Linked DNA regions of Mus musculus: region 2 is linked to region 1. A link is a loop called in an ENCODE intact Hi-C map of the cell type or tissue named here. Cell type or tissue: gastrocnemius. All regions are shown on one strand. Each heading gives the region's core, and the rest is flanking DNA. Links, peaks and the distances in the headings are about the cores only. Region 1 has its middle 15 kb from the start of Anks3. Region 2 overlaps Nagpa (N-acetylglucosamine-1-phosphodiester alpha-N-acetylglucosaminidase).

Region 1 (15,326 bases), core at 2,323-10,322:
CTAAGCACTCAGGAGGAAAGAACAGGAGGGTAAGAAAGTCAAGTTTTTTCCCCAACTGCATAGCCAAGCTGAGGCCATCCTGGGCCGTAGTACAGAGTTTACTCTACTGTGTGTGTGTGTGTGTATTCTTGGGCTGAGGAAGTAGTTCAATAGAACAGTACTTTTCTTAGAATATAGTAAATATATAAACATTTTTATATATTTATCTATTGCTACTAAGAAGATAAGATATATGTCCTCCCACATATATTTTAAATATATATTTAAATTTTATATGTTTAATTTTTAATTAAAATTAAATTTTATTAATTACATTCAATTAAAATATTTAAGTATATATTTAAAGCTCTATATGTATAATTATGTATCTTTTTTTTTTTTAATGACAGTTTCTCTGTGCAGCTCTGACTACCCTGGAACTTCCTTTGTAGACCAGGATGGCCTGAAACTCACAGAGATCCATCTGTTTCTGCCTCCTGAGTGCTAGGACTAAAGGCATGTGCCACCATGCCCAGCATTTAATATATTTGAATAACTGGTCCTCCTGCCAGTCTCCCTGCTGCTGAGATTTCAGGCCCATGTCACTACACCTGCTTCTCTTTGAACAGTAAGAGACCAGAGATCCAAGGTAGAATGACAGTCGCCCCTACATACTGCACCTCCTTCCCTCCCCCAACTCCTCAGACTGGATCCTGGCTACCAGGCAGGCTCTGTCTGCTGTCGAGCTCTCACTCCTGGCCCAGGGTAAGCCATGAAAACTTGTTGCTGCCCTGCCCTGCCCAAGCATCATTGTTGGACTGACTTTTGTCCCCCCTGGATCTGAGCCACCAGTGTGATGCACCACTGTGGTTGGTGGGAAGCCCCCAAGAGACAGAAAGGACACTCCTTGGCCTCAGTCTCAAACCTGCACAATAGCGAGGGCAGTGTCAACCTCATGACATTTGTTCAGACAAAGTGTGTCCTAGAACGTGCCTGCCACAGTCTGTAGAAGTAGACTGAGAACAAAAGTCACACAGCCAGATGGAGTGTGGGGGCTGAGGGCCTGTGGCTGAGCCTACACTCGCACAGAACTCTCTGGAACTCTAAGAAACGGATGGGCTGGGATGGGGAGGGGGTTCAGTAGGTCAGGTATTTGTTGAACAAGCACGAGGATTTGAGTGGATCCCCAGAAGCCATGTAAAAACATCTGCCACTCCAGTCTTGGGACAGTGGTCAGGGACAGCGAGATCAATCCACGGAGCTCCCTGGCAGCCACTCTAGTCCAATCAGTGAGCTCCAGGTTCACTGAGGCCCTGTCTTAAACAACAAGGTGGAGAGTGACTGAGGACGACACCTGACATGTACATCTGACCTACACACACACACACACACACACACACACACACACACACACGCACGCGCGCGCACACATGCACAGCAAACATGCACAAAATAGATGCATGTCAGACCTCTGCCTGCAGCTTGTGGCAGAGCACTTGTCTAACATGCACAAAGCCACGAGTTTGATCTGTAGCACTGAATGCAAGGAGTCAGAGACAGAGAAACCTGCTGAGGTACACGGATCCCACATGGTAGGGCTACTCCCAAGAACCTGAGATGACACGCCACATCTGCAGGGAGTCATGGGGGTGGGAGATACACAGTGGCCATAGTTTGCAGTATTATCCCAGCTACAAAAGCCACACTTCCCAAGAGCACTTGTTACTCTTGTAGAGGACCAGGCTTGCTTCCCAGTACCCATTTACCGGCTAACAAATGCGTGTAACTCCAGTTCCAGAGGATCTGATGCCCTCTTCTGGCCTTTCAGGGCCCCGTACATATGTGCAAATACATACATGCAGGAAAAACATCCATGTACATAAAATAAAAGTGAATCTTTTAAAAAGTAATACCTTCCACAAAGCCCTCGGTGCTGATATGTGCTAACTTAACACAAGTCCAAGTCATCTGAGGGAACATTAATTTAGAAAGTGTCTCCATAAGACTAGATGGCGGCAGGCAGGTTTGTAGGACTCTGTAGACCAGGCTGACCTCAAATTCAAAGATATCCACTTGCCTCTGCCTCCAGAGTGCTGGGATTAAAGGCGTGCGCTATAACGCACAGCTATATAAACTACCTTTCTATTGCTGCCCTTGGCCGACTCCAGGCTTAGGGAACTCCTATCCCGAGGGCTCGAGTGGACCACACCACCTGTAACCACCATCTCACAGGTGGAATATTGCTACACAGAGGTTGAGACATTGACTAGGAAAACAATAGTTCTGAAGCTGCAGATGGGCTTCAGGCAACTTGGCAAAGCCAAGCATTTCAAAAGCACTTTCCCGTTGGCTCGGTGATTGCGTTTCTAGGAATGGGTATTACACAGAACACTGCTGGTCACAGTGTCAGCCCCACTCCATCCGTCTTGGTGGTAGTAGCGGGCAGGCTGGCCTGCACTCTTGTACGAAGGTTACCACCATACCCGTCGGGCACCTCCTGGATGTCAGTACTAACTTTTTTTTTTTTTAAGATTTATTTTTATTTATTTATTTATTATATGTAAGTACACTGTAGCTGTCTTCAGACACTCCAGAAGAGGGCATCAGATTTTGTTACGGATGGTTGTGAGCCACCATGTGGTTGCTGGGATTTGAACTCAGGACCTTCGGAAGAGCAGTCGGCACTCTTAACCACTGAGCCATCTCACCAGCTCCCAAGTACTAACTTTTGACAACTGAAAATTAACCAAGACATTGCCGCATGTTCTCTAGAGCGAGACACGTGTGAAGAGTATCCTTCAAGATTATCCAGTATAATAAATGGTGGGAAACAGCCCATCTGTCCAAGGACAGGCTATGTCATGTGGATTAGTAACCCTTGGGTTCTGTGACAAATTAGAACAAACTGAAGGTTTGTCAGCAAAAATAACACATTAGTCTTTAGGCCAAAACAAAGACATAGAAGAAGGGGGCATTTGGCCTGCAGCTTTTATTTGTGCTGTTTTTGGGTTTTGAGACAGTCTCACAATGTAACCCAGGGTGGCTTTGAAATTGCAGAAAACCTCTCAACATGAGTGGCATGTGACAACTCAGCTCAGCCAGTGTGCAGCTTTTTGATTTTTGTTTTGTTTTTAAGATTTTCGAGACAGGGTCACTCTGTGTAGCCTGGGCTGTCCTGGAACTCTCTCTCTAGTCCGGGCTGGCCTCAAACTCTCAATGATCAGCCTGCCTCCCCCTCCCAAGTGCTAGGAGGCCTGTGCCACCACCGCTGGCAGTGTGCAATTTAACATACAGGTCAATAAATGATTGTGAGTGAACGTTCTCATTCATCAATATGGATACTGAGGCTCAGAACACACAAATTCACGTAGGGACACAGCAGCTAGGAGAATGAATCTTTCTCAGAAAAAGTTCGGAAGAAGCGCCACCCAATCCAAGGAGCTCTGAGAGCTTACTCCTGAAGGCAGAGGTGTGCGCACAGTAGTCTGGGAAATGTAGTCCGGTCGCTGGGTCAGCCAGGGCCCACCACTTCAGCGTAGGGAGCCCCAAGCAGGACACAAGACTTTGACAGCTAGGGAGGGTCTCGGCTAAAAACTACTGAAGACAGAAGTTCCCTGAACAGACCTTCTGTTCCTTGAGGTCAAGTCCCGGGAATCCTGTCTATTGTGTGCACCTTGCCGGTGACCCTCAAAGGCAGGGTGAAGGACATAGGACCAGGGCTTAGGAGGTTCTGGGAACAAAGTGGTCTAGTAAACGTTTAGGTTCACTGGATTTCTTGCATGCCTTCCCTACTTCGGTGCCTAAAACTCGGAGTTGTAGCTGTTCTTCACCTGTACAGATAACCACAGTTTTACTAAATTAGGTGAATGGGTTTTCTTTTGAAATAGGTCTCATGTAGTAGTGCAGGATTTTAATACAGCACTCAGGAAGCAGGGACAGGTGGATCTTTGAGTTCAATGACAGCCTGCTTTACACATCGAGTTCCAGGAATGTCAAGGCTACGTAGTGGGACCCTGTTTCAAACAAAAATGTTTTTGAACAGATTTAAGTCCAGGGGTTAATAGAAAGGCATTCAGGGAGACCGCATACCCAAGTCTCAGTATGAGACTCTCAAGGCAGAGTCGTATTTAAGTCTTAACAGGAGCTATGTACAGTTCTAGTAGCTTTTGAAATTACGCTGTCCAAAATTATTCTAAGGAACTTTCTTATGAAATCATAGCGTGGTTCTTGAGCTGCACAGGCCTTGGCTAGGATTACAGTCTAATCAGGAAAAATCATGAGTCACAAAGTTGCACAAGGAAAATAAGACATGGTTTTTTATTGTAAGTAAGGTGGATAAATAAATAAAGTTGCATGTTTACGGCTGTTCTGTATGCTTAGGCCTCCAGCATGTTCATTTGAATCATATATATGGAGGGAAGAGCTCTGGAGGTGATCATCAGAGCATTGTTTTTTTAGTTGAGCTGGGTCCTTGCCTCGGTCTCTGGGCTTCCATCCCCAGCTCAGGAAGAGGAAGCAGAAACAGGCCGAACAGGATCTGTGAAGGGACTCTCAGGGTTGGAGGTCACTGAGGACTCATGGCAACTGACCTGAGAGACTACTGTTCCTGGACAGATGATGGCTAATCAGCATATATCTCCCACTTTTGCTTTGCTGCTGACAAGTTCTTTTACCCAGGCTGATCAGTCATCCTCCTGCCTCATCCCCAGGAACAGCTGAAAGGCGTGGGCCATCGCTCCAAGCTTATTCTGAAGTTTTATTTTGAAAAAAAAAAATCCTCTTTGGAAAGGAGACCCTCAAGGGGGCATTTTCAACTTCTCGAGAATGGCTACCTACCTGTTGGGAACAGGAACAATCCACTTGCCCTATGTATACCGTTCTCAGGCACACACAGTCTCCTCAACAACCGCCTCAGTAGCCTCTGCACAATGATCCCTAGCAAGAGTCCTTTCGGAAGCCAAACACTTATTTCTTAGTTAAGATTTGTCCATTCTACGGAAGCCTTGAGAGAGTTAAAGCTTCCCTTCTGGAAGTAGAGCTAAAATTATTTAGGGGCCCTTTAATATTGTCTCTTCCCGACATTATCTTTTCCCTTCCCCGTGTTGCTGTGTACTTATTTCCAGTGCCATCCTTGACAGAATTTATTTTTAAAGATTTATTTATTTATTATATGTAAGTACACTGTAGCTGTCTTCAGACACTCCAGAAGAGGGTGTCAGATCTCATTATGGGTGGTTGTGAGCCACCATGTGGTTGCTGGGAATTGAACTCAGGACCTTCGGAAGAGTAGTCAGTGCTCTTAACCGCTGAGCCATCTCTCCAGCCCACCTTTGACAGAATTTTATATGCTCCTTTGTATATGTGATACAAGTGTACCAATGTGTACTTCCCACAAGACTTAGTAATGGATGTCCAAAATAACAGGGACTCACTACAGAAGTGGGGCTGGAGATGCAGCTTTGTACAATGTCTGCCTGGCAGACACAAAGCTCTGGGTTCGATACCCAGCACCCTACAAACAGGGTATGATAGAGCTTGTTAGCACTTGTGAGATCAAGATCAGAAGTTCAAGGCTATCCTTGACAACATAGCAAGTTTGAGGTCTGCATGACTTACACAGACTACTTTTGGGGGTGGGGGTGGGGTCAACATGTATGCTGTTAATCCCATTCCTCATGAGGCAGAGGCAGGGGGACCTTTGTGAGTTCTAGATTGGCCTGTTCTACATATTGAGCTGTTTAGCCAGGGTTACATAGAAAGACCCTGTCTCAAAACGAATAAGTATATAGCAAACTTTCACGGTTTCTTCCATCACAAATGTTCTAGCCAACTCAGGAATGGATGAAATGGAGATTAGGTAAGTGACTTAGGAACTGAACTACAAGGCATTCTGTGGATCAGCCTAGAAAACAAAGGCTACATTACCCACAATGCAGGGCACAGTAGTGCCCACTAGGTCTCATGCGGTGGTGTGTTGTAGGCAATGTGGTTCTTTTCATGGTCTGAGCTGGCTGTCAGGCCTAGGACTGAGGTTCCTGGATAGGCATTTTCTTGCTGTTGGATGAGTTGGCTGCTGAAGGTAGTACCATGCCATCTTTCCCACACCTGATAGGCTGCACAAGGAAGATCGGACCTATGCCAGCCACTGTGCTTCACCCATTCTGCAGCATAGCCCTAAGTGTACAGAGCAGGACCTGCTGAGACCAGAGCCTGACCACAATGCATGATGCTCTCCACAACTCAAACTTCTCCAGAAGCTACCAGGCCCAACACTTCTGATGCTGCCAGTCAGTACAGCAACCCTGCTCGGAATATCTTTGGACCGCCTCTTTGTGTCCTGTGGTCACCATGAGGACATTGCAGAAGGACCTTCACTGTACCCATGGCACAGAGCTAGAAGGGAGCATATGTCTCCTGCACTATAGGCTCCATAGTCTGGTGGCCTCTCTAACAGAAACCTCCAACAGTTCAGTCAAGATGTTGGTAAGGGGTGGCTGCCTCCACAGGACCTGGTGGAGAATCCACTCCCCCCCCCCCCGCCCCATTTCCAGCTGCAGGTGGCTGTTAATGTCCCTTGAGTTGAGGCCCATGACACCTTCCTTTTATAACTCCTCCTTCCCTGTGTGGCCCTAGCTGTCCTGGAACTCAGTTTGTTGACCAGGCTGGCCTTTAACTCAAGAGATTTGTCTGCCTCTGCCTTCCAAGTGCTGCAATTAAAGTTGTGCAGCACCTAGGGCTGGAGAGATGGTTCAGTGGTTAAGAGCACTGACTATTCTTCCAGAGGTCCTGAGTTCAATTCCCAGCAACCACATGGTGGCTCGCAGCCATCTGTAATGGGATCCAATGCCCTCTTCTGGTGTGTCTGAAGACAGTGATGGTGTATTCACAAACATAAAATAAAAATATTTTAAAAATCAGGCTGTAGGCAAACCTTAAAAAAAAAAAGGTGTGTAGCACCATGCCCAGTGTTAAGGCTGTGCATGGATTTGAGGGCCTCTGCAGTGCCCTCTGGTGGCACTTATACTATGAGGCTTGTGTAGCTGTCCCGAGCCTGCTGCACAGCCAGCACCCTCTCCTTTCAGCCACTCTAAAAGGGCAATGTGGGGCTTGTTCAGGAGTCAGTGGAGAATTGGGGGAGTTTGAGGTTCCCTTTGCAGACTCAGAGCTGCTCTGTAGAGCTCATGCCCCTGAGGAAGCTGGGGGTTGAGCAACTGTTCCTGAGGTGGGGAACCCAGGCTGCCTTATCCTCTCCTTCAAGCCTCACTGACCTGTAAGGTGAACTGCTGTGGTCAGCCCACACCCATGCTTGGGGGAAGTGGCTGAGTACTGAAGTAGACACCTTGTTAGTAGTTAATGAAATCATGAGAGTTTTTGAAGCTGTGGAGTTCTGGGATGTTCGATCCAGGTAGTATGTCTGTTACACATGACTAAATACGTGTTTAAAAAACATGTTATGTGTATGTATGTGCAGGAGGTGTGCGCCACCATGTCTATTTGGAGGCTGGCTTGTTGGTTGTCTCCATGGACTCACAGGTCTCAGGCAGCAGACACAGGTTCCCAGAATTAGCAGCTAGTGCCTTCCCTGCTGAGCCCTCTCCCTGGCCCAGGGTGTCATTCTGACATGTGTTCTGCTTCTGCTCTGCTCTTTCACCGCCACGCATGACCCAGGCTTATTGTTTATTCTTTAATAGCCATTGTCATGACCCTTTGTATGGTGTGATTCTTCTCTCTAGGACCAGCCTCGAGGCCTTTTGGGGTGCACATGGAAACAGCAGAGACCCAGACCCCCTCTGCCCATGCAGCCCAGGTCTAGGTTCATGTCCCTGCTGGTGGCATAGGGAGCGGACTAATAGGCATTTGCCATTTCTTGGGTTCTCATGCGGAGCCTGTCTTCCCTCCGTGTTCACTGGGCCTCTGCTTCTTTCTGTTTGGAATCCTGTCTCTACCTCATGGTCTTGTTCCTAATGAGGAAACCTGAGAGTTTTGGGTACCAGGTGTGTATCGTGATGGCACTGCACCCGGTCCTATGAAGTGACCCTCAGTTTTATAACCCCCAAGACCCCACCTTTAGAATCGTTTGTACTTGCTTTCTTGGCCTCTTTGATCTCCTGTATGATCTTCTGAGGCAATGATGGACATTGCCCAAGTGGAGATCTGGCTTTGGACTGATCTGCTTGCCCACTACCACCCTGCAGCTTTCCTGAAAGCCAGTGATTCCTAGGCGCAGCTGAAACTGCAGTAGAGTTTATTTTCTGTCACTGTGAGTCATTCTCAGCAAGCTTTCTGACATTATGAGCTGGGAAAGTGTGGCTTGGGAACAGTGGATGCCTTTGCTCTTGACAGTTAAGTGGATGAAGTGAAGGCTGCTGGGCAGAGGGAGGAGTCATGCTGCCCTGGAGTTCAAGCATGGGACCTCAGCACGTGGGCAGGGCAGGCTGGAGTCCGTGTACAGGGAGGCTACCTGTGGTCTTGGCAGAGGCCCAACTTGCATGTGGCTTCTAAAGGACATGTCTTGGGATTGGAACTATGGTAGCATCCCCTGTGGGTTTGTGGACAGGATTATGTGGGCTTAATGCTGCCTACCAGTGACCTGCCATAGGACCTGATCTTTGTGTGGCTCAAAGCCTGACACAGATTCTTGCTTATCTTTAGCAGCCGGGCAGCTGGCAGTAGCACCACCCCTCCATCCAAATGCTAAAACATGTTAGATACCAAGCACCCTCCCACACCACCCACACCCTGCCTCCATAGTGGTTTCTCTGCTCTTTCATGGAGCAGCCTGGAGCAGACTTGAGAGATGAGGTGGCAGGAAACCAAAGGGGCTCAGACAGCAGGTACAAAATAGTCCTAAAGATGGAGTCTGCGGGGTGTTGGTGGTGGGGCCAGGCTTGCAAAGTAACAGGTGGAGGAAGCTCAGGTGTCCCGTGAGGACCAGGACTTGGCCGATCACACAGCTGTTACTGGGTACCCAGGAAGGGAGACTGGGTACCACTGCATTTCACACAGTGTTAGAACTCCCAGGAAGTATGGTATTCCATTCAGACCAGCAAAGATTGGTGCCGCCTTTGATTTGGAGTGGCCTGAAACCTATGTGTGCTTTTGTGTCTCGGTTAAAAAGAGAGAGAAAGCAAATTTCTGGTTTTGCTCCCTTTCCATCAGATCTGTATGTATGTACTCGGGTACATGAAATGCCAGGAATCCAGGAACCTGGTGAAATTTTCTATAGGAAACTATAAATGTGTTTAAATATGGGATCGGGAGAGGCCCCGGATGCAGTTGTCAACACCACAACAAAGGTTTAACTATGCTTGAGCTGGCTGCGTGGGGTCTAGACTGAGGGTCCCAGCCCCTGAGGTCCAGGCTGTTAGAAACAGGATACTGGAGAGACCGCCAGGGCTGCGTGGTAGAAAGTCTGCCACCCAATCTGCTTCTCAGGTCTTTTACCTGAGTTGCCTATAGCTGCCCCAACCCAGGGAGCAGCTGTGTCCCAAGAGGGTCCCCTAGATCTAGGGCATTCTGCTTCTCGGCCCAGGGTTTTATGTGCTTCTTTCTACGAGTTTGTGATCCGGCTGTATCTTCTGAGGCCTGAGTCTTTTGGCTTCCAGGACTGTCACTGGCAGAGCGCTGGGGTGGAACAGCCCCCTTCCGAAACGCCCTCAGCTGCTGAAGAAGCTGACTCTTCCCAGTACAGTACCTGTGACAGAAAATAAGCAGCCTAAGTCCTGTCACCTGATGTCCAGAGCTCCCAACACTGAAACAGGAATGTCTTAGCAGCTTCAGTTTCCAAAGCAAGGGCAGTGTCTGAGCACCGCTGCAGTCTGTCTGGGAAGGATGTGAGATGACATGCCTTGTGGCTTCTCCTCTTGGTAACGGGTATTGCCCTGGATAGTTTTATGACAACTTGTTACACGCTAGAGTCATCCAAAAGAGGGGAACCTTAACTAAGAAAAAGTCTCAGTAAAATCCAGCTGTAAGGCGTTTCCTTAGTGACTGACGGGGAGGGCCCAGCCCATGGGAAGCACACGGTCAGCAGCACCTCTATGGCCTCTGCATCAGCTCCTGTTTGAGTTCCTGCCCTCACTGCTTTTTGATTTTGTTTTTGAAGACAAGGTTCTCTCTGTAGACCAGGCTGGCCTGTAATTCACAGGACCTGCCTGCTTCTGTTTTCCGGGGATGTTCACAGTTTACATCTGAGGTCTGTACATCATCTACAGCCTGGGCACTAACAGTCCCAGTGCTGTGGCAGCTTGGACCCGTATTTCTCATTCACCATGGTCTGGGCCCACAGGTATGTCCCTGATTGGATGCTGCTCTTTAACTAACTAGAACTTTTCACTTTTGGCTAACCTCTGGCCCTACACTTCTGCTGGGACCAGCGGCAGAGGCAATCAAACTGGGAAGCTGTTTTCAGAAGATGGAGCAAGCTGCCAGGGTGGGGAGCTGGGTAGAGCAAGCCTGGCCATACAGGCTTCCCCTATGACACGCTATAAAACACAATGATAGCCGCTCGCACCACACTAGATGCTAGCTTACATGTGTAGGGGCCCAGTGTACAGTAAGGGAGAGATTCTAAGTTACCTTTGTTCCCAGGAAGATGTCGCCTGTGCTGAGCCTGCTGACTCCACTTCCTCCTCCTCACTGTCAGAGGAGCTATGCTCAGAGCTGGGAAGAAAAAAAAAAAAAAAAGGATTTGTAGGATGCTCTCCAGCTTCCTTGCCAGGCCTGCCTCTCACCTAGGGACCTCCCTGGGAATTCAAGAGGGGTGATAGCCAGTCAAAGCTAAGGAGGCACTGGGCTTCCTGCCATGCACTGACAGGAAGGTACAACGTGCTCAACCCAGATGAGCTCTGCCTTCTGTTCCCCTTTCCCACCTGCAGGCACAGTTCCTAGCACTGTTTGTACCTCTCCTGAGACTGGTGTTCTGGTGGTTCTGATGGTTCTGTCTGCCGCAGGTCCATGAAGATGGTGGGGGGTTCTGTCTTCAGCCTCCTACTCTCTGCTGGTTTCTGGATTTGCTCAGTTTGAAAGCCAGGCTCTGCTGAAGCATTTCTGCAATGGGAGGGCAGGGCGGCCCTTCTATGTGATTCCCTGCCACCTGATGGCTGGTCGCATCACAGTGCTCATAGCGGCTACTGACCATGTCTCTGTTGGGTGCTGGTGGGCACCTGCAACCCATGTGTGCTCACAGCCACCATCAGGACAGGCCAGTACTACCCTATAGAATTAGGCAAGTCTGACATGCTACACATCAGCTAGGCTGGTAGACAGGCCTGTCATCCCAAGTGCCTGGGAAAATGAGGCAGGAGGATGGAAAGCTTAAGGCCCGGGCAACTTAGCAAGACTTTATACATATATTTTGTTTGTTTGTTTTTCAAGACATAGTTTCTCTGTGTAGCCCTGGCTTCTCTGGAACTTGCTCTGAAGACCAGGCTAGCCTTTAACTCATAGACATCCACCTGCATCTGCCTCCCAAGCGCTGGGATTAAAGGTGTGCACCATTACCATCCAGTTTATACATGTTTATACAGTTTAAAGTGTATGTGAGTATTTGCTTGCATATATCTCTATACAGTATTTATATGCCTGGTACTCATGGAGGCCAGGTAGGGCACCAGGTTCACAGAACTGCAGTTGCAAGCAGTGTGAGTCACTATGTGAGTGCTGAAAATCAAGCCTGTGTCCCCTAGAAGAACAATCAGTGCCCCAACTACTGGGCCATCTCTTTGGCCTTCTAGAAAGACTATAAAAAGTAAAAAGAGGCTAGAGAGCTGGGCGTGGTGGCGCACACCTTTAGTCCCAGCACTTGGGAGGCAGAGGCAGGTGGATTTCTGAGTTCACGGCCAGCCTGGTCTACAGAGTGAGTTCCAGGACAGCCAGGGCTACACAGAGAAACCCTGTCTCAAAAAACCAAAAAAAAAAAAAAAAAAAAAAAAAAAAAAAAAAAGAGGCTAAAGAGATAGCTTAGCTGCAGTTAAGAGCATTGACTGCTCTTCCAGACTTCTGGAGGTCCTAAGTTCAATTCCCAACAACCACATGGTGGCTCACAAACATCTGTAATGGGATTTGATGCCCTCTTCTGGTGTGTCTGAAGACAGCTACAGTGCACTCATATACAATGAATAAATTAATCTAAAAAAAAAAAGTAAAAAGTAAAAAGAAGGCTGGGGTTTGTGGGGTGGTGCACACCTTTAGTCCCAGCAGTTAGGAGGTGAGGCAGGGGGATCTCTGTGAGTTCAAGGCTAGCCTGGTCTGCAGAACAAGTTCTAGAACAGCCAAAGAAACCCTGTCTTGAAAAACAAAAACAAACAAAAAACCCAACAACAAAAGAGTGGAAAGAAGGCTCGTGAGGCTTGCGGCACAGTGGTAGAGCCAAGCAGGTGTGAGGCTGAGCTCACTCCTCTAGCATAAACCTCCATCTGCTCTGTTCAGTTGGGGGCCACTTAGCACAGGTGGCTGTTTATGCAGTCAAGCTAGTCATGCCCAGTAGATCCATATAATTAAAGTCTGCAGCCCAGTAGCCGCATTTCTGGTGCTTAGTAATCACATGGAGCTGGTGGATTTCATACTGGAAAGCACAGGCCTCGCCATGTCTGCTCCTTCTGCTTGCCAGGCAGAACTTCCGACTACTTCACAGAAAAGGCTCCCAGACTCCTAACAGCAGTGGAAGAAGTGTGTGGGAAAGGCAGGCCTTGGGGGACCCATTTCCACCTCTGCCACCCCCAGCATCACTCTGTCTTTCCATGTCTAGGACAGGTTGCTGCCCACATCCCTTCTATCCTCCTATGCCATCCTGTTCCCACTGGTCACGCAGATAGTGAAGACAAAGTACCTTTAGCATTAGGAACAAGACACAGCTTTGCCATTGATGGATTGAGAAAGGCACGGCAATCTGAACCTCTGCTTTACCATGAAGAAAACAGAAAATGCAGCATTTGCCTAAATAGGCCCAACTAGCATGGCCCAGAGGCAGGTCGGCTCTAAGGAAATGGCTGTGGCTGCTGGGAAGTCTCACCTAATTCCGGCGACCTGTTCTTGTGTGTCTTGGAGCTTGTCAGCAGATACTTTCCAGGTAGGGTTGCAGACTCTGGACTGAGTGGCACACAGGAGGGCCAGCTGTTCCAGGAGCATGTCCTGGGAGGGTCCAGAGCTGTGTCCTGGGGATTGCCAGGAGAGGGGCTGCTGAGCTCAGGTCTGCCTCTCTGAGGCTGAGCTTCAGGCTCCAATGTGCCCACCCCAGCTTGTCCTGAGGCTTCCAGCTCCACTTGGCAAACAGCTTTCAAAATGTAGCAAGCAGGCTTATCATATAGATTGACTGATTGTGTGTGTGTGTGTGTGTGTGTGTGTGTGTGTGTGTGTACACTTGGGAATGAACCCAGCACCTGTGCATTGATACCAAGCACTCTGTCTCTAGGCTACTCCCTCTCAGACATCTATCTATCTATCTATCTATCCTTTCTTTTTCTTTTCTTCTTCTTCTTTTTTTTTTTTTTTGAAACAGGGTTTCTCTGTGTAGCCCTGGGACTTGCTCTGTAGCTCAGGCTGCCCTCAAACTCACAGAGAAAAGCCTGGCTCTGTGCACCACCTGAGTGCACCACCACTACCCTGCTCATACTACATCTTTCTGTGAATACAGTTTGTTAGTGAGCTGAGGGCACTCTATGAGGAGCTTGATTTAGCTAGACCCCTACTGAATATGGGCTGTTTCCAAGTTTTCAAAGATTTAAAGTACATAGCCGTGAGTATCCTTGGGTATGTGTTTACAAGAAATTTTCCAAATGAAATAGCTTGGTTGGTAGAAGTAGCAATCTCACCACTTAGAAGGTAGAAGCAAGAAGATCAGGAGTTCATAGCCAGTTTCAGGTGTAGAGTAAGTTTGAGTTGCCGGGCGTGGTGGCGCACACCTTTAATCCCAGCACTCAGGAGGCAGAGGTAGGCGGATTTCTGAGTTCGAGGCCAGCTTGGTCTACAAAGTGAGTTCCAGGACAGCCAGGGATATACAAGAGAAACCCTGTCTCAAAAAAAAAAAAAAAAAAAAAAAAAAAAGAAAGAAAAAGAATAAGTTTGAGTCAGCCTGGGCTATATGTCTCAAGTAAGCTAAATAAAACTAAATAAAAAGGAATGGCTTGACTAAAGAGCCATGAACATTTAAAAACAGACTAGTTCCTGCCACAGCAGCCTCCACTGAGGGTGTCCTTGCAGAGGACTGCTTTGTCCTATCATGAAGCTCTGCTGGCACAGCACTTGCTCATTAGTGGCAGACCTTTGAAGTCTTCAACAGGATTGTCAAGCGCTCCAGGCCAGCCTGGGTTACAGTGTGAGACCCTGTCTCAAAACCAAAAGACACAGTGGTGATATATGTCTTTCACATCAGCACTCAGAAAGCAGAGGCAGGCGGATCTTTGTGAGTTCAACACATCAAATTCCAGGTCTGTCTGGGCTAAACAGTGAGATCTCATCTCAAACATAAAATAGAGCTAGGGCTGGAGAGATGGCTCAGTGATTAAAAGCACGTGCTGCTCTTGCTGAGTACCTGGCCTCAATCCTAAGCACGCATATGGTAGCTCACAACTATATGGAACTCCAGTTCCAGGAGATCAGCTGCCCTCTTCTGGACATGCACAGACACATATATATGTATGCTTCATATACATACATGCATACAAGAAAAAATAATATTAAACTTTAAAAAATGTCTTGTTTCAAACAGTCTATGAGCTTTGGCTGGAATAGGCCCTGACTTTGCTCTTCAGCTCAGATGTGCTTGCACCTGCTGTTGGGGGCCTGTGCGGCTCGGCTGGCAGAACGTGAGGAGCTTCTGCCTTTTACAGAGCTGCCCACAGCAAGGCTACAAGGACAGGAGAGTATGATGTCCTCTGCCTTCATTTTCAAGTAAAATGAGAGAGCCAGGAGTGTGAAAGCTGCCTGAGGGGAGAGAGGCAGGTTGTGCTTTCCCTCAGGAGAGAAAGGGGGAAGGAAGAAAAGAAGCTGGAGGAAGGAAAGTGGTGAGCCACCGGGCAGGGCAATTTTGAAGGCCTGACCACGCCTGGCAGGTCAGGCAGCTACATGTATGGTGAACGAGTGAAGTCTTTGTAAGACCCGTTGAAATGTGTGCTGAGGGTAGTAAGGGGCAGCTGGCCCCTGCCCATCTCGTAGCCCTGTCCCTGAGGCTTGGAAGGAGGTGCTTGTGTGGACTGGCTTGGGCTTCAGGGTTGAACGTCAAACCTTGGTCTTGGCAGCGGTCAGCTAACCACCATGCACTTCTGGATGCACTGTTGCCCTGGCTGTCTTGTCGGCCTGGCAGACTCTGAAGGATGTAATCCAAGTCCCAGCTTTCAAGTTGCTGAAAT
Region 2 (15,326 bases), core at 4,687-12,686, 210 kb before region 1:
AGACGTCCCTCGCGAGACTGCGCCCGGGTGCGCTCAGGTAGCCCAGAGCAGGAGAGCTGGCCTCCGCCACCCACGAACCCCGGCGCCAGCCACCACGCGGCCGTGCGCACCTTCGTGTCGCACTTCGAGGGGCGCGCGGTGGCCGGCCACCTGACGCGGGTCGCCGATCCCCTACGCACTTTCTCGGTGCTGGAGCCCGGAGGAGCCGGGGGCTGCGCGCAGAAGCGCCGCGCTACTGTGGAGGACACAGCCGTCCCGGCCGGTTGCCGCATCGCTCAGAACGGTGGCTTCTTCCGCATGAGCACTGGCGAGTGCTTGGGGAACGTGGTGAGCGACGGGCGGCTGGTGAGCAGCTCAGGGGGACTGCAGAACGCGCAGTTCGGTATCCGACGCGATGGAACCATAGTCACCGGGTGAGGAGGCAGGGAGCCCCGGGGCTGTAGAGGGCAAAGGGTCTCTGATGTTCTTTCAGAGCCATGCCTCCGAGTCCAGGTCCCTAACCAAACTTCCTGTCTTTCTTCTTCCGAGTAATGACGCTGACACCTTCCTTCCTTTAAGTTTATTCATGTGCCACTGAATAATCTGTGATCAGGCCGTGTGTGGGGACTTGGGGAGGCGACCGTGAGCCTGAACACAGTTTGTGCCCTAGTGAACTTTGTGTAGTATTAGAGAAACATTTCGTGTTCAACGAAGCCATGGAACCAATTGGAAATAGTGTAGAGTTTATGGAGCAGTCCCAGACAGCTAGCTGGAGGCCTTTTGCTGTCCTGATAAAAATCCAGGTTAGACAAGGAGCTTGTTGAGGGCAGCCTTTGGAAGTTTCTGTGTTTCTTGAAATTTGACAGCAGCCAGAGTTGACAGCAGGCAGGCAGGAGTAGAAGGTAGCGCCATCTGGTGTTCCAGTTCTCTTCCAAGGTTCCGTTTTTTGCCAAGGCTGGGAAGTGGGCTTTCCCCAACTCTTCTCAGCCCTTGGTTGCAATTTCTGGGCCTGCCCATGTATCTGGTTCTTCATCCTTCAACATCAGCCAGTGTCACCACTGTTGATCTTAGGTTTTCACAGATCCTAAAACTTCTGCCAGTGACCAGCGCCTGCAGTTTCTCTTCCCTGGCTCTGTCCTTCAACCTCTCTACATTCCAGCCATCTCCCTTGCTCCTCTCTTGGACTCCCTTCCAGACTTGTTGTCATGATCACTGTCTCAGTACCCCTATTGCTCCTTTACAATGGTCCACTGACCTGCTCACCTCCTACTTTTTTTTTTTAAATGTGTGTGCATCTGTGTGTGCCTGAGGGGAGACCAGAGTTTGATTTCAAATGTCTTCTATTCTCTTTTCCTCCATCTTATTTTCTAACACAAAATCTGAATCTAGAGATCACTGGTTCAGTTAACCTGGCTGGCCGGCAAACCCCAGGGCCCTCCTGCTTCCCTCTGTCCACCCCACCCCAGCACTAAGGCTACAGTGTGTGCTGTTCCAGCCAGCTTTCTCATGGGTGCTGAGGATCTGAACGCAGGTTCACATGTGTGGTGGGAAGGCTTTTACCCAATGCTCTGTCTTTCCAGCCCATCCTCCCTTGTTAACTGCCAAACAGCTGCCTATCCTGTCCATGTGTAGCTCACTGCTACTTCTTTTATTATGAGGTCAGCACATGTTACTAAAGATGGCAAGAGAAGAAGGTTCTTTCATTGTGTCATAGCTATAGCTCAGGAGGAATTTTATTTCCTGTGTAGGCACACAGGAGAGCATCTTCCAGCTCACACTCCAACTGAACTAACTGAACACCTGCCTATATATCCAAAGAAGGGGTGTCAGTGCCAATCACAGCACACCTCCAGTGCAAATGAAGGTTTGTGTTTGCACCAATCACAGCCTTGCCTCTTTAGCATGCATCACAACAAAGTCCTCCTAGACTATCAGGGGATATGCTCTCTTGGCCAAGGTAGGAATAGTTGCAGTGTCATCTGGCACAAACCATTTCAAACGGCCTGGCTGAGGTTATGCCTTCGGGAACCTGAAGTCTTTGTGTGGTTGTCTCCAAGTGTCTGTGGAGCTCCAGGCGGCTGGTGCTGACAGACGCTTTGTCTAGTTGGCTGTTTGACTTTTGCTTAAGCAGCCAGGGCAGTAGAGTCTAACAGATGCTAATTTCAGGATCAGGAAGACTGTAGAAAAATGAGCATCAAGAAGCCCCTGGTACCCAAAGCTGCTCTTGCCAATGAGTGAACCTCCTGCCTCCCCGCTTCCAGGTACCTGTCTGAGGAGGAGGTTCTGGATCCCGTGAATCCGTTCGTGCAGCTGCTGAGCGGAGTCGTGTGGCTCATCCGCAATGGAAACATCTACATCAACGAGAGCCAAGCCATCGAGTGTGACGAGACACAGGAGACAGGTCAGGAAGCACAGGTGTTCTGTTTTATTTGTATTAGGTTTTGATTTGTTTATTTTGTGCATGCAGCGGGTGCATGCATGCTCCTTTCCTTTCGCCATGTGAGTCCTGAGTATTGAACTCAGACTGTTAAGTGTGATGGGAGGCACTTTACCCACTGAGCCACTTTCCCAGCCCTCAGCATCAGCTTTCTTCAGACCCAGGAACAGTGTGAGTGGGTTATTCTTTAGTGTTCCCAAACATTTACTGAGCAGCTATTTACTGTTTAGCACTATGGTGAGAGTCCTAGGGATTCAGTCTTATGTAGAATATAGAAGGAGAATCCTTGGCAATAAGCTGGAAAATTGTGACAAGTGCCAAGAAAGAAACAGGAGAAAGGGGACCGGTGGGGACCAGAAGCACAGGTATGAGGAAAGTGCTGCAGATTTGCTGTATGGTGGCCTCCACATGGCCTAGGAGTTTGTCATAAATGCAGAGCCATGAGTCCACCCTCCCTATACCTCCCATCCAGAAACCACTGGTTAAATCCTAACAACTTGGGTGTGCAGGCACTCCCTTGGTGACTCTGATGGACACTCAAGGTCAAGGGCCACTTGGGGATGGGCTGATGAGTTGGCTTGGTCAGTAAAGTATTTGCCTTGAAAGTGTGAGGACCTGAGTTGGAGCCCCAGAAAGAAACATTAAAAGCCAAGTGCTGGGATGCACACTTGCATTCCCAGGGATGGAGCTGGAAGGCAGGGATAGGCAGATCCACGGCCACACGGTGATATTCTAAGCTAACAAGAGACCTGTCTCACACAGAAAGTGGGTGGCACCTGAGGACCAACACCCAGGGTTATCCTCTGACGTACCTCCAGAGTGGAAAATACTGGGGTGGTGGAAAAGGACACTTTGGTCCTGGGAATCTGGCTATTCAGGGTATAGTGTAGAGGGAGAGGGAGACTCAAGAGGCTGTCTTTGAGTCAAAGGAACAAGCTATCAGAAGAACTCAGGGCAGAGGCCTGTGGTTCCCAGGCTCAGGGCAGCCTTCAAGGCCCTAGGCAGAGAGTAGCTGCTGGGTGAACAAGTACAGAAGTGAGGCCTGGGGCCTCAGGCAAGGCCTGTGAAATCCTTCCACCAACATAGAAGTTTCTGGAGACTGAGATCACATGAAGTGCTTCTGGCTGTGGCATGGAAGCTCACTGGAGGTGGAGCTGGGATGTGGCTCAGTGATCCAGTGCTTGCCACACGTGCACGAGGGAAGGAGCCATCAAAAGAGAGAAAGTCGGGAGACCTGAGGGGTCCCCTGGAGAGCTGGGTAACCACCCCGGGCCCTTCTCCTTTAGGTTCTTTTAGCAAATTTGTGAATGTGATGTCAGCCAGGACAGCCGTGGGTCATGACCGTGAGGGGCAGCTTATCCTCTTCCATGCTGATGGACAGACGGAACAGCGTGGGTGAGTCCCAGGAACCCTCGGGGCTGTTTGCACTCAGCCACCCCTACCTTCCAGTCGTTTCTGGGGTATTGGTGGGACAAGACAGCTTTCCGGCCATTTTGGAAGTTTCATCTGGAGGCAATAGCATTTACCTACTAGTGAAAGAAGACAGTTAAGCCAGAGACCACAGGGGCTCAGCTGCATACCCCCTCTGCACAGCCTTAACCTATGGGAGATGGCAGAGTTCCTGCGTCAACAAGATGTCGTCAATGCCATCAACCTGGATGGAGGCGGTTCTGCTACTTTTGTGCTCAATGGGACCCTGGCCAGTTACCCTTCAGATCACTGGTAAGAACCCCTGAGCCACCTTTGTGGCTCTCTCAGACTGTCTCACTCAGTCAATACTGAGACCCTGTTGTGTGCCAGGCCCTGGGTATCCAAAAGTGAGCAGAAGAGCCGAGATCTCTTCCCTCAGGGTGCTGCACAGCCCATCCCTGGAAACCTGAGACAGGTCAGGAAAGGCCTCCCTGAGGACAGTGAAGTAAGACCTGAGGAGATGGCTGGCCGGGGTTGAGAGAGCCTTTACCGGAAGACAAACTGTACGCAATGGGGAAATCCGCTAAGTGGCCCAGGGAGAGGCTGGAGCTATAGCTCAGGAGGAAAAGTACTTGCCTCGCAAGCGAAGGACCTGAGTTTAAACTCCAAAACCCATATAAAAAGCCAGATACGAGCAAGTGGCACATGCTTGCAGTCCCAGCCTTGTTGAGGAAGAGTCAGGTGAATCCTGACCCTCTGGCCAGCCAGCCTAGCCTACTTTTTGGCAAGGTCCAGGCCAGCGAGAAAGATAAATAAAATAAAGTTTTAAATGACATGTATCTAAGGTTGTCCTGACTCCATATGCGCACGCACGCATGCACGCACGCACAACTGGCAGAATGGAAAGGGAGGCAAACTGGACAGCCTTTATAGGCTGCGGCAGGGACCAGCACCAAGGCCTAGACCTCGTCTCACAGTGAATCCCCCACAGCCAGGACAACATGTGGCGCTGTCCCCGCCAAGTGTCCACTGTGGTGTGTGTGCATGAACCGCGCTGCCAGCCACCCGACTGCAGTGGCCATGGGACCTGTGTGGATGGCCACTGTGAATGCACCAGCCACTTCTGGCGGGGCGAGGCCTGCAGCGAGCTGGACTGTGGCCCCTCCAACTGCAGCCAGCATGGGCTGTGCACAGAGAGTGAGTGGGGAGCCCACAGGAGGGTGGTGCTCTGGCGGGACCCCAGCTCGCCCATGCTAGACTCCCGCCTGTGTCCTTACCCAGCCTCTGTGGTCTTGCTTTGGTAGCTGGCTGCCACTGTGATGCTGGGTGGACAGGATCCAACTGCAGTGAAGGTGAGAGCTGCCTGCAAACACTCCTGGAGAGGGTGGCCTGGCTGCACGCAGCTGGTATGACGCCTTCGTCCCTCCTTCTGGCTTGGAACTTACCTTCAGAGCCTTTTCTCATTTCGCATGTGGATAACCCGATGTTCTACCTACTGAAAGAGTCCCAGCAAGTAGGAGGCCAGATTTTCAGTATTGTCCACTCAACTCTAAGGACCAATAGCAAAAAACAAAGTGTGGCCGGCCACGCCCCTGAGGGAGATCCACCAAAGTCCTTAACTCCTGGAAAGCAGCTCCTGGTGATCCTAGGCATGGGTAGGGTGGTTTCAGCATCAGCTCAGTGGAGTTCCCATTCATAATTTCTTCATCCTTTTAAGGTCATAAGTTCTAGAGCCCACCTTAAATCTAGGCAGTATTCTTGGTGTTTATCTGAGACAAAGTCTTATACAGCCCACGCAGTTCTCTAACTTAGTATGTAACCGAGAATGGCCTCAAGCAACCTGCTTCCTCCTTTCAAGCGCTGGGATTATAGGCATAGCACCAACTTATAGGGTGCTAGAAGTCAAACCCAGGGCCCTATGTATATGCAGCAAGCACTCTAGAAACTGGAACACAGCCCTGTTTGCAGCCCGGTTACCTTGGAGGGTTGGGTCCCAGGGATCTGAGGGCATCTCCTTCAGCATGGCCATGTGCACACCCAGGAGCCAGGCTGTCTGTGACAGGAGACCATGCCACCCAAGGTGAGACCTCCCTGCCACCATCTCCTCTCCACAGAGTGTCCTCTGGGCTGGTATGGGCCAGGTTGCCAGAGGCCCTGCCAGTGTGAGCACCAGTGTTCCTGTGACCCGCAGACTGGCAACTGCAGCATCTCCCAAGGTATGCGGCCTTAAAGGTTCTTGAGCTGGGAGCCCTTGGGGCAGGTCTGGGGTAGGTGGACTCTCCCCAGCCCTTCTTTCTGGTGTCTTGCAGTGAGGCAGTGTCTCCAGCCAACTGAGGCTACGCCGAGGGCAGGAGAGCTGGCCTCTTTCACCAGGTAAGTGTTTTAGCAGGCACTGAGCCCCTATGTCTCATCCGTGAGGCACTAGCCAGGCCAGGAGGTCACAGGTTACCCTCTACTTTGCAAGCTCAGGGACAGTCACAGGTAAAACTGGCATCCAGGAAAGACCCTGAGCTACCCAGTGGAACTCAAAGGTAGCAGGCTATGGGTGTCATGCCTCTGGCTGCAGAGACTCCACTTAGATGCTGGAGCAGGGCCATAGAGACAGGAAGGACTCACCTTATTTCTGAACTCTTCCGTGTGTTCAGGCTTTGTGTTGTTGTTGCTTCCTTTCTGCTGTTTCCTGGGTTTCCAGCTCCATCCCCACAGGGCTCATGGAAAGAATTGTGAAGCAGGGGGTGTGGCTCAATTGGCAGATTGATTGCCTGGCATGCAGAAAGCCCTAGGTTCAATCCCCAGCATTTCATATCATAACCCAGGCATGGTGGCATCATGTGCCTGTAAGTCCAGCACTTGGGAGGTAGAAGCAGAAAAGCCACGAGTTTAAGAATGTTAGGGAGTCTTAGGCCAACCTGGGATACCTAAGACAAGAGATAGATGTAGGGAGATAGATTGACAGACAGACAGACAGACAGACAGACAGACAGATCTTGAGCTGGACCTTCTGGCACAAGCCTGTCATCCTAGCTATTCCAGGAAGCTGAAGCAGGAAGATAGCAAATTCAAGGCCAGCTTAAGCCACAGATTGAGTTCAAGATCAACCTGAGCAACTTTATGAAATCCTATTATAACATAAAAAGTAGGGGTGGGAGGTTAGGCTGTAGCTCAGTGGTAGAGTGATTGCCTAGCACGCACAAGGACCCAGGTTCAATTCCCAGTACTGCAAAAAATATATTAGGAACCACCTAAAAGCAGTAACATTCACATTAGATGTGTGTGTGTGTGTGTGTGTGTGTGTGTGTGTGTGTGTGTGTGTGTGTGTGTGTGTGTTTTGTTGGGTATTTATTTCATTTACATTTCCAATGCTATCCCAAAAGTCCCCCACATCCTCCCCCACCCACCACCTTGTTTTTTTTTTTTTTTTTTTTTTTTTTTTTGACCTGAAACTCACAGGTTAGGTTAGACAAGCTGACTGGTGAGCTCCAACTTCCAACGTACCATCATGCCTGGCTTTTGTTTTGGTGTCTCTGTGTAACCCTGGATGTCCTGGAGCTCTCTCTGTAGACCAGCCTGGCCTTAAACTCACAGAAACCCACCTGTTTCTGCCTCCCATGTGCTGGGATTAAAGGCGTGTGCCACCTCACCCAGCCCTGCTGGACTTAAATTGGGTCTTCATTTTATAAGACAAGCATGAGCTAATTCCCCAGTTCCTAAAAATGTTTTTAAACATCCTTAAAACATCAGAGACTGTCTGTGGTATTCCCTCCATGTGTCTTCAGTATACCTACTCCCCTCCCTGCCTACTGGGTTCAACATGCCCAGTTTGGGTTCTGGCTGCCTGCCCCCACTCAAGACTCTCTTTTCCATCCCAGGACCACCTGGCTAGCCCTCACCCTGACACTAATTTTCCTGCTGCTGATCAGCACTGGGGTCAACGTGTCCTTGTTCCTGGGCTCCAGGGCCGAGAGGAACCGGCACCTCGACGGGGACTATGTGTATCACCCACTGCAGGAGGTGAACGGGGAAGCGCTGACTGCAGAGAAGGAGCACATGGAGGAAACTAGCAACCCCTTCAAGGACTGAAGAGCTGCCCCAACGGCATGCTCCAGATAATCTTGTCCCTGCTCCTCACTTCCACAGGGGACATTGTGAGGCCACTGGCATGGATGCTATGCACCCCACCCTTTGCTGGCCATATTCCTCCTGTCCCCATGCTGTGGCTCATGCCAACCTAGCAATAAGGAGCTCTGGAGAGCCTGCACCTGCCTCCCGCTCGCCTATATCTGCTGCCCAGAGGCCTGTCTCGCACAGGGGTCTCGCCACTGCCAAAGACTCCCAGGAAGCCACTAGCAAATGGAACTCTGTAACCCCATCATGACAAGAGTGGCCACTCTCCGCCTGCACAGGGATGAAATAGAAAGCCTTACACACACACACACACACACCCTCGGCTCAGCCACGGCACTCGCCTTTTATACAGCCTCATCGCTGGACAGCCAACTAGAACTCTGCATCCTGTCACAGGAAGCACCTCATAAGAAGGGATGGGGAGGGAAGGAAGTCGCCTTGTTTACAGACCTATTTTTGTTGTCTTGTTCCCTAAAGGAGTTTTCTAACACTTGAATAAATTGGGATACTAAAACAAGCCACCAGGGGGCGTGTGAGGTCTGAGTCCTGAGCTGCTGCCTCTCATGGGGACGTTGGACAGTTCCCCAGTGCCTCTGTTAACCCAATGCTGCACAAGTTTGGCCAGGCACAAGGCCACCCAGGGACCATGCTTTCTTTGATAAGTTGCTTGGGTCATGTTTTATCACTGCAATAGAGAAGTAACCACAGTCATGTGCTGTGTTCCTGCAAGCTCCAGTCGGTGCTGTTGCTGCAGGCTAGGCTACACTTGGAAGGCAGGGATTTCATTGGTCCTAACCATTTTCCATTGGTGGTTGTCCTAGTTACTTTTCTATTGCTGTGATAAGCAACATATCAAAGGAAGCAATTTAATTTGATTTAGGGTTTCAGAGTGTCAGAATCCATGATGGTGGAGCAAGGGACCAGATGAGAGAGAGAGAACCTCAAGACTTACCTCAAGTGATACACCTCCCTTCTGACCCTACCCAAACGGTTCCATCAGGTGGGGATGTAGATGAGCCTGTGGAAGCCATTCTCACCGGAACCACCACATTCCAATCCCTGCCCCCATAGGCGTACTGCCATATCACAGTGCAAAATGCTCTTAGTCCAACTTTCCCCTTACTCTTTCCCAGTCTCAATACTGTTTTAAAGTCTTTTTGGAGACCCAAGGCACTCTGTTATTGTAACTTCCTGTAAAATAAAAAGGCAAATGACATAGGCCCAACATACAATGGCATGATATATATGTTGCCATTCCAAAAGTGAGGAATGGGGGCATTGCCAGGAACTGCTGAGCCAAAGCAAGATGGAGAGCCGACAGGGCGGACTTCAAACCCTGTAGCTCAGGGTCTGTTGTCAAGGGCTCTTCAGATCTACTCCCTCCAGCTCTGCTGCTGTGACATACTTCTCTTTCTTGGCCTGGGTCCCTGTGTGCAGCTCTCCTTGGCAATACCCCATGGCTCTGGCACCTCTAACATCTTGGAGTCTCCAGTGCAATCCAGACTTCGCTTTCACAGTTTCATGCAATGGCCTCTCAGAGCCTTCCCTGCAGGGACTCCCTTCCAAATATCTGGCCTCAGTGACTGTCCTTAACCAAGGAGGACATGTCCTAAACCCCTTTACTTGTAGATTCTTCGTGACTCTAAAGTCAGAACCATGCAGATGACACTGCCAGGTTTCATTACCCACGGGATGGAGCCTGGTCCCCTTAGGCTCATTTGCAGACACTTTCCTTTGTTGTTGCTTTTTAGCAGAAAATTCCAGGGCCCTTCCCTTTTCACAAGTTGGAGGCAAATGACTAGTTATGGGCGGGTGTTACTCTGAGAGCGCCCTTTCTGCTTTGTGGTTCCCACCACACCGCTCCTTACCTCCTTCAGATCAAGCCTTGGCTCCAATACTAAGTTCCCTGGTGCTCTTTTTCACCTCAAACTCCACATTTTGTATTTGTTTGTTTCACTCACTTGCTTGTTTCCATTCTAGACCTACATGAGAGTGATTGACAATAACCACATAGAAGGGTCACTATTGAGCTGTATTGAAGTCACCAAAAGCCAGGTGGTGGCAGCACATGCCTTTAATTTCAGCACTTGGAGGCAGGGGCAATGAATCTCTGAGTTTGAGGCCAGCCTGGTCTACAGAGGGAGTTCCAGGACAGCCAGGGCTAAACCCTGTCTCAGAGACAGGTTTTACTCTATCTGCCTTTGCTCTGGAAAGTGACCTCACTACCAACCCCCATCCAGCTTGCCTTGAGTCCTCAGACAAAAGACACACACACACACACACACACACACACACACACACACACACACACACACACACACACACACAGAGTTCCTGTTCAACTTGTGGTAGAGCACAATTGCTGGGTGTTACTATCTCCCACCTGGAAAAGTGTGCCCTTAATATTTTTATCGCCACTCCTCCCACCTGCCCTAAACCTCCACCTACCCCCTGCCAAACATCCTTGACCACCGGCCTGTAGTTGTGGCCACAGGCCCCAGCTCCTCTTGAGACCTCACATGGCTGCTGGCTTCTTCTCCCTCCAAAGCATGACAAATACTCCACCTCTCCTTCCTTGCATCTGTCTTTTCCTCCTGGGACCCAGAAGTTCCAGCTCTACCTTCTGCCCAGCAATTGGCCCATGGCTTTCTTTACTGACAGATCAAGAACCAGTTGGGGAACAGGACCTTAGCATCAGAACCACCCCCTACAATCTCCTTCACCAAAGAAATCATTCCATTATTTTTCAATTCATTCCCAGGGAAATTCTTAGGACAAGGGCAAAAGACAGCCACATTCTTAGCCAAGTTTACATGTACGGTCTCTAGCCCTCTTGCTAATATCACTCTCTTCTGAAACCTCTTGAACTAGGCTTTCATAGTCCACATTGCTGTTAGCATTGCTGTCCTCTAAGCTCCAACTAGGATGGCCCAATAAATCCCTTTTATAGCATTCAACTATTTTCCTAGTCCAAAGTTCCAGAGTTTTCAACATTTCTCCAAAAATGATGGCCAGACCTATCACAGAAATGGCCCACTTCCTGGTACTTACTTTATTCTTAGTTAATTTTCTATTGCTGTAATAAAACATCATGACCCCAGCAACTTATAAAGAGAAAGTATTTAATTTGCCTTATGGTTTTAGAGAGAGTCCATGATGTCAGAGTAAAGAAGGAACAGTTGAAAGATCACATCTTGATTCACAACCACCAAGCAGAAAGACAGAGACAGAGAGACAGAGACAGAGAGAGAAAGACAGGGAGAGAGAGAAAAAAGACAGAGACAGACAGACAGACAGAGAGAGAGAGAGAGAGAGAGAGAGAGAATGAGAATGAATACTGGGAATTGCACTAGTTTCTTGAAACTTGAAAGATCATCCCAGTGACACACCTCCTCTAAGGCCACACCTCCTAAACCTTCCGAAGCATTTCCATCAGCCGGGAACCTGGTATTAAAATACATGAGCCAGTGAGGGCCATTTCTTATTGGTGGTGGTGGTTTGGTTTGGTTTGGTTTGGTCAAGACAGGATCTCATGAAGCCTGGGCTGGCCTCATTCTTGCTACACAGCCAAGGATGACCTTGAACTCCTAATCCTTCTAGTTTGTCTCCAGAGTCCCAGAAGTGCAGTCATGACACCACAGTCATTTTACATAGTGCTAAGGATCGAGCCCAGTGTTTTGTGCATGCTAGTCAAGTGTTCTGTCAACTGAGCCACGCCCACATCCATACAATTCAAGTCAGGTGTCCACATGTAAAGTCAGCATTCCAAATTCTTGGTTTCTCTTTCAAAGAGCTCACACAGATACCCTTGCTGTCACTCAGGCAATGACTCGCTGTGACGGAGTAGTGACATTCTTCCCTGCCCTTTGGTCTGGATACCTTTCCTACCTCCCAGCACAGCAGCAGCAGCTTCCCAAGTCTGTATCCTGCCCCACCTGGGGTGCGACAAAGCTCATCACTTCTGGCCCATGAAGGGGCTTCAGAAAGGGTCCAGCAGGTTCCCTGTGAGCATGTGATACTGTGCACTTAGCGTCTATGAGAGGAGCGGGACTTTCCAAACATGTTTGTTATTTTCACTGTGTGACTTCCTGGGAAGATGTGAACAGATATCTATCTATGCAGGCAGGCCAACACTGGCAGACACAAGGAATGAGTCCAGCCAGGCCTAGCTCGGTGAACAGTGAGTTTATTGGAGTTACTCACATAGTATGGGTGGCTCAAAGGCAGCTGCATCACAGAGTGGCTCACCCCAGGACAGGTGACCAGTCATGAACACTCAGTATTAAAGTTCCTGCTTGACCTGCAGACAGCTCAGTTGACCAGTCTCCTCTCCCCATGCTAGTTACTTTACTGCTTATATGATGCTAGGGAAGGGACCTTGTGAATCTTGTCACCTGCATTTACTTCCTGAGTCTGATACACTCCTTCCTCCTTTGGGAGCAGATGTTTCAATTTGGAGAAAGTTGTCATACAATACCTTTACTATGTAATACTCCACTCCAAAAAAAAAAAAAAAAAAACCCTACCAGCCTAAACAATTACTGTTTATCTTTAAAATTACCATTTCAAATGATTCTAACATCATGCAGACTTTGTCAATGTCTGGGCTAGGGTCAGTTATTTTAGACAAATTTTAGCCAATTGCTGGGTGGAAGGAAGAGACTGGATTTCTGGGTCGGCAGGCAAGCAAGCAGACACAGGAGAGGAGAAAGCAAGTTTTCTTTTTCATTTTCTTTTCTTTTTTATTTTCTTCTCTTCTCTTCTCTTCAATTTCCTTTTCTTTTCTTTTTTTTTTAACAGGATATTTTACTTATTTATATTCCCATCCCTTTCCCTGTTTCCCCTCCACAAACCCCCTCTGCAAACCCCCTATCCCATCCTCCCCTCCCCCTGCTTCTTTGAGGGAGCTCCCCTACCCACCCACTTCTACCTCCCTACCCTTGCATTCCCCTACACTGGGGCATTGAGCCTTCACAGAACCAAGAGCCTCTCCTCCCACTGATGCCAGAAAAAGCCATCCTCTGCTATATGCGTCTGGAGCCATGGGTCACTCCATGTGTACTCTTTGGTTGGTGGTTTAGTTCCGGGGAGCTCTGGGGGGAGGGGGTCTGGTTAGATGATATTGTTGTTCTTCCTATGGGGTTACAAACCCCTTCAGTTCCTTCAGTCCTTTCCCTAACTCCTCCATTGGGGTCCCCGTGCTCAGACCAATGGTGGTAGCCACCAGAAAGTACCAGATGCCAGGAAAGCAAGAGGCTCCCAGGACCCAAAGGGGATGAGATTGGCTGAAATACCCAACAAAGGGGAGGGAGAGCCTGTAAAGACCATGTCCAGAGGTTAGGCACGGCCCCAGTGGGGCTACTCATTCACCTCCAGAGTTTTAACCCAGAATTGCTCCTGTCTAAAGGAGATAGGGGGCAAAGAGTGGAACAGAGACTAAGGAAAGGCCATGCAGAGACGGCCCCACCTGGGAATTCATCCCACATGCTGACACCAAACCCAGACACTGTTGCGGATGCCAAGAAGTGCTTGCTGACAGGAGCCTGATACAGCTGTCTCCTGAGCCTGACAAATACAGATGTGGATACTTGCAGCCAACCATTGGTCTGAGAGAGAGTTTTTGACATGCTTTGGAGGTAGAAAAGCCAACCAGCCATGTGAGATCTCAGAAAGAGTGGCCATAGGCTGCTTCTCCAGGTGGGAGGTTGGGGTGTTGAGCTGGGACTGAAGGAGGCTGTGCAACTGAAATTGAGGGCAGATTTGGGGTGCTGAGCTGGGAGTTCTCGGAAGGGCACGCTAGCCGAGGTAGATTAGAGGCGCCTAGCAGTTAAGCCAATAAGGCAAGTTGAAATTGAACAACTGTGTGTGTCTGTCTGTGTTTTTCGTCCTCGGATCTAATATTCTCTGGGCAAGGGCTGGTAGCACAGTCCGTTCCCTTAAGTGGGGTAGCAACAGCTACATACAACACTGTGTGCTGGCAGCTAAGCTTGCTACCACTACCACAGGCCAGTGCAAGTGGCAGGACTGATTACTGGCTAGGTAATGCAGACCCAGAGGAACGCAGGAGGCCGTGAAAAGGGTCTGTCATGGCACACTCTGCAGCCATGGTTAATAACTTGGACAAACTAAGCCATGTGAACCTCCCTGTGGCCCTGCAGAATACTTTTGGCACAGAAATTGCAGTATAGCCGGGTTGGCCTGGAACTTTCTTCTTGGTGAACCACTGTGCCTGGATTTTTGTTTGTTTGTTGTTTATATAGAGTCCTGAATGTAGCCCAGGCTGGCTTCAAGCTCACCACCCTCTTACCTCAGCCTCCTAAGTGCTAAGATTACGGGTGTGCACCACCATGCCTGGATCAGCACTATTTCTCTTCGTCACAGTCCTGTGTGTAACTGGCCCACCCCAGCAGAGCCTAGGCAAGTGGTTTGTGTAGGAGGTGGCCCCAGAAAATGCTGGTAGAGACAAAAGGGAAGGCATCCTGTCACACTGGCACTGCCCAAGGCCAATTCCCATATCTAAAACGATGCTACGGAAATTAAGCCCAGTGTGTCCAGGGCTTATATAGATTCTCAGAGGAGTTCATATCTTGGGAAAAATCTGAAATCCAGAAAATAGCTCTAGGATTTCACACTGTGTTTCCTGGGAAACAGCTTGGTAGGTCCAGCGTGTTCTAGAACACCTGGAGAGTTGTCAGCCCAGCACCTGTCTCCCTGGCAACCCACCCTCACCTCCTGGCAGCTGTAGTTCCTGCCACCAAAACCCTACCCAAACTCCCACAGTGGCTGCTTCTGCCAAGACAGTCCCCTGATGTCCCAGAGGTAGCACTCCAAGAAGCAGCTCAGGGCCCCCAGGGGACTGGAGTTTTGCCTCAGGGGAGGGTCAAGAACTGAGAAAGATGTCAGCAGGGCCAGGCACTCTGCCCTGAACCCAGCCCATGTCCTCTTGGGATTTGTCTTCATCTGGTATGAAGAGAGATTCATGGATGAACAGCAGTGAGTGAGTGAGTGAGTGAGTGAGTGAGTGAGTGAGTGAGTGAGGAATTAATGGGTGAATGAATGAATGAGTGAAGAATGAATGAATGAAAGAGTGAGTGATTGAGTAAAGAATGAATGGGTGAATGAATGAATGAATGAATGAGTGAAGAATGAATGAAGAATGAATGAAAGAGTGAGTGAGTGAGTGAGTGAAGAATGAATGGGTGAATGAATGAATGAATGAAGAATGAATGAAAGAGTGAGTGAGTGAAGAATGAATGGGTGAATGAATAAATGAGTGAGTGAGTGAAGAATGAATGGGTGAATGAATGAGCGAAGAATGAATGAATGAATGAGTGAGTGAAAGTGTGAGTGAGTGAATGAATGAATGAATGAATGA

The links. Peaks named below come from ENCODE experiments on the same cell type or tissue, not always from the same donor. Only the 100,000 strongest peaks of a DNase experiment are listed, where the experiment ranks them.
Region 2: it touches region 1 in a loop (3-fold over the local background); 2 of 42 quality-filtered maps call a loop at or near these places.

What each region holds. Positions count from the first base shown.
Region 1 is chr16:4,971,845-4,987,170 of GRCm38, reverse strand. It overlaps 4930451G09Rik and a transcript of Septin12 not described here. Among named protein-coding and RNA genes, the nearest start is that of Anks3, 15 kb to the right of the region's middle. In gastrocnemius, for the core only: a CTCF peak has its summit at 6,989 (motif pointing left); a DNase peak (open chromatin) is centred at 7,028.
Region 2 is chr16:5,188,428-5,203,753 of GRCm38, reverse strand. Nagpa (N-acetylglucosamine-1-phosphodiester alpha-N-acetylglucosaminidase) reads left to right here. Exons shown (of 10, transcript NM_013796.3): 2 at 1-413; 3 at 2,241-2,380; 4 at 3,703-3,811; 5 at 4,010-4,138; 6 at 4,818-5,023; 7 at 5,131-5,178; 8 at 5,941-6,042; 9 at 6,136-6,199; 10 at 7,696-8,474. The coding sequence ends at 7,906. Among named protein-coding and RNA genes, the nearest start is that of Nagpa, 7.9 kb to the left of the region's middle. In gastrocnemius, for the core only: a CTCF peak has its summit at 8,473 (motif pointing right); DNase peaks (open chromatin) are centred at 4,923, 8,479 and 9,392.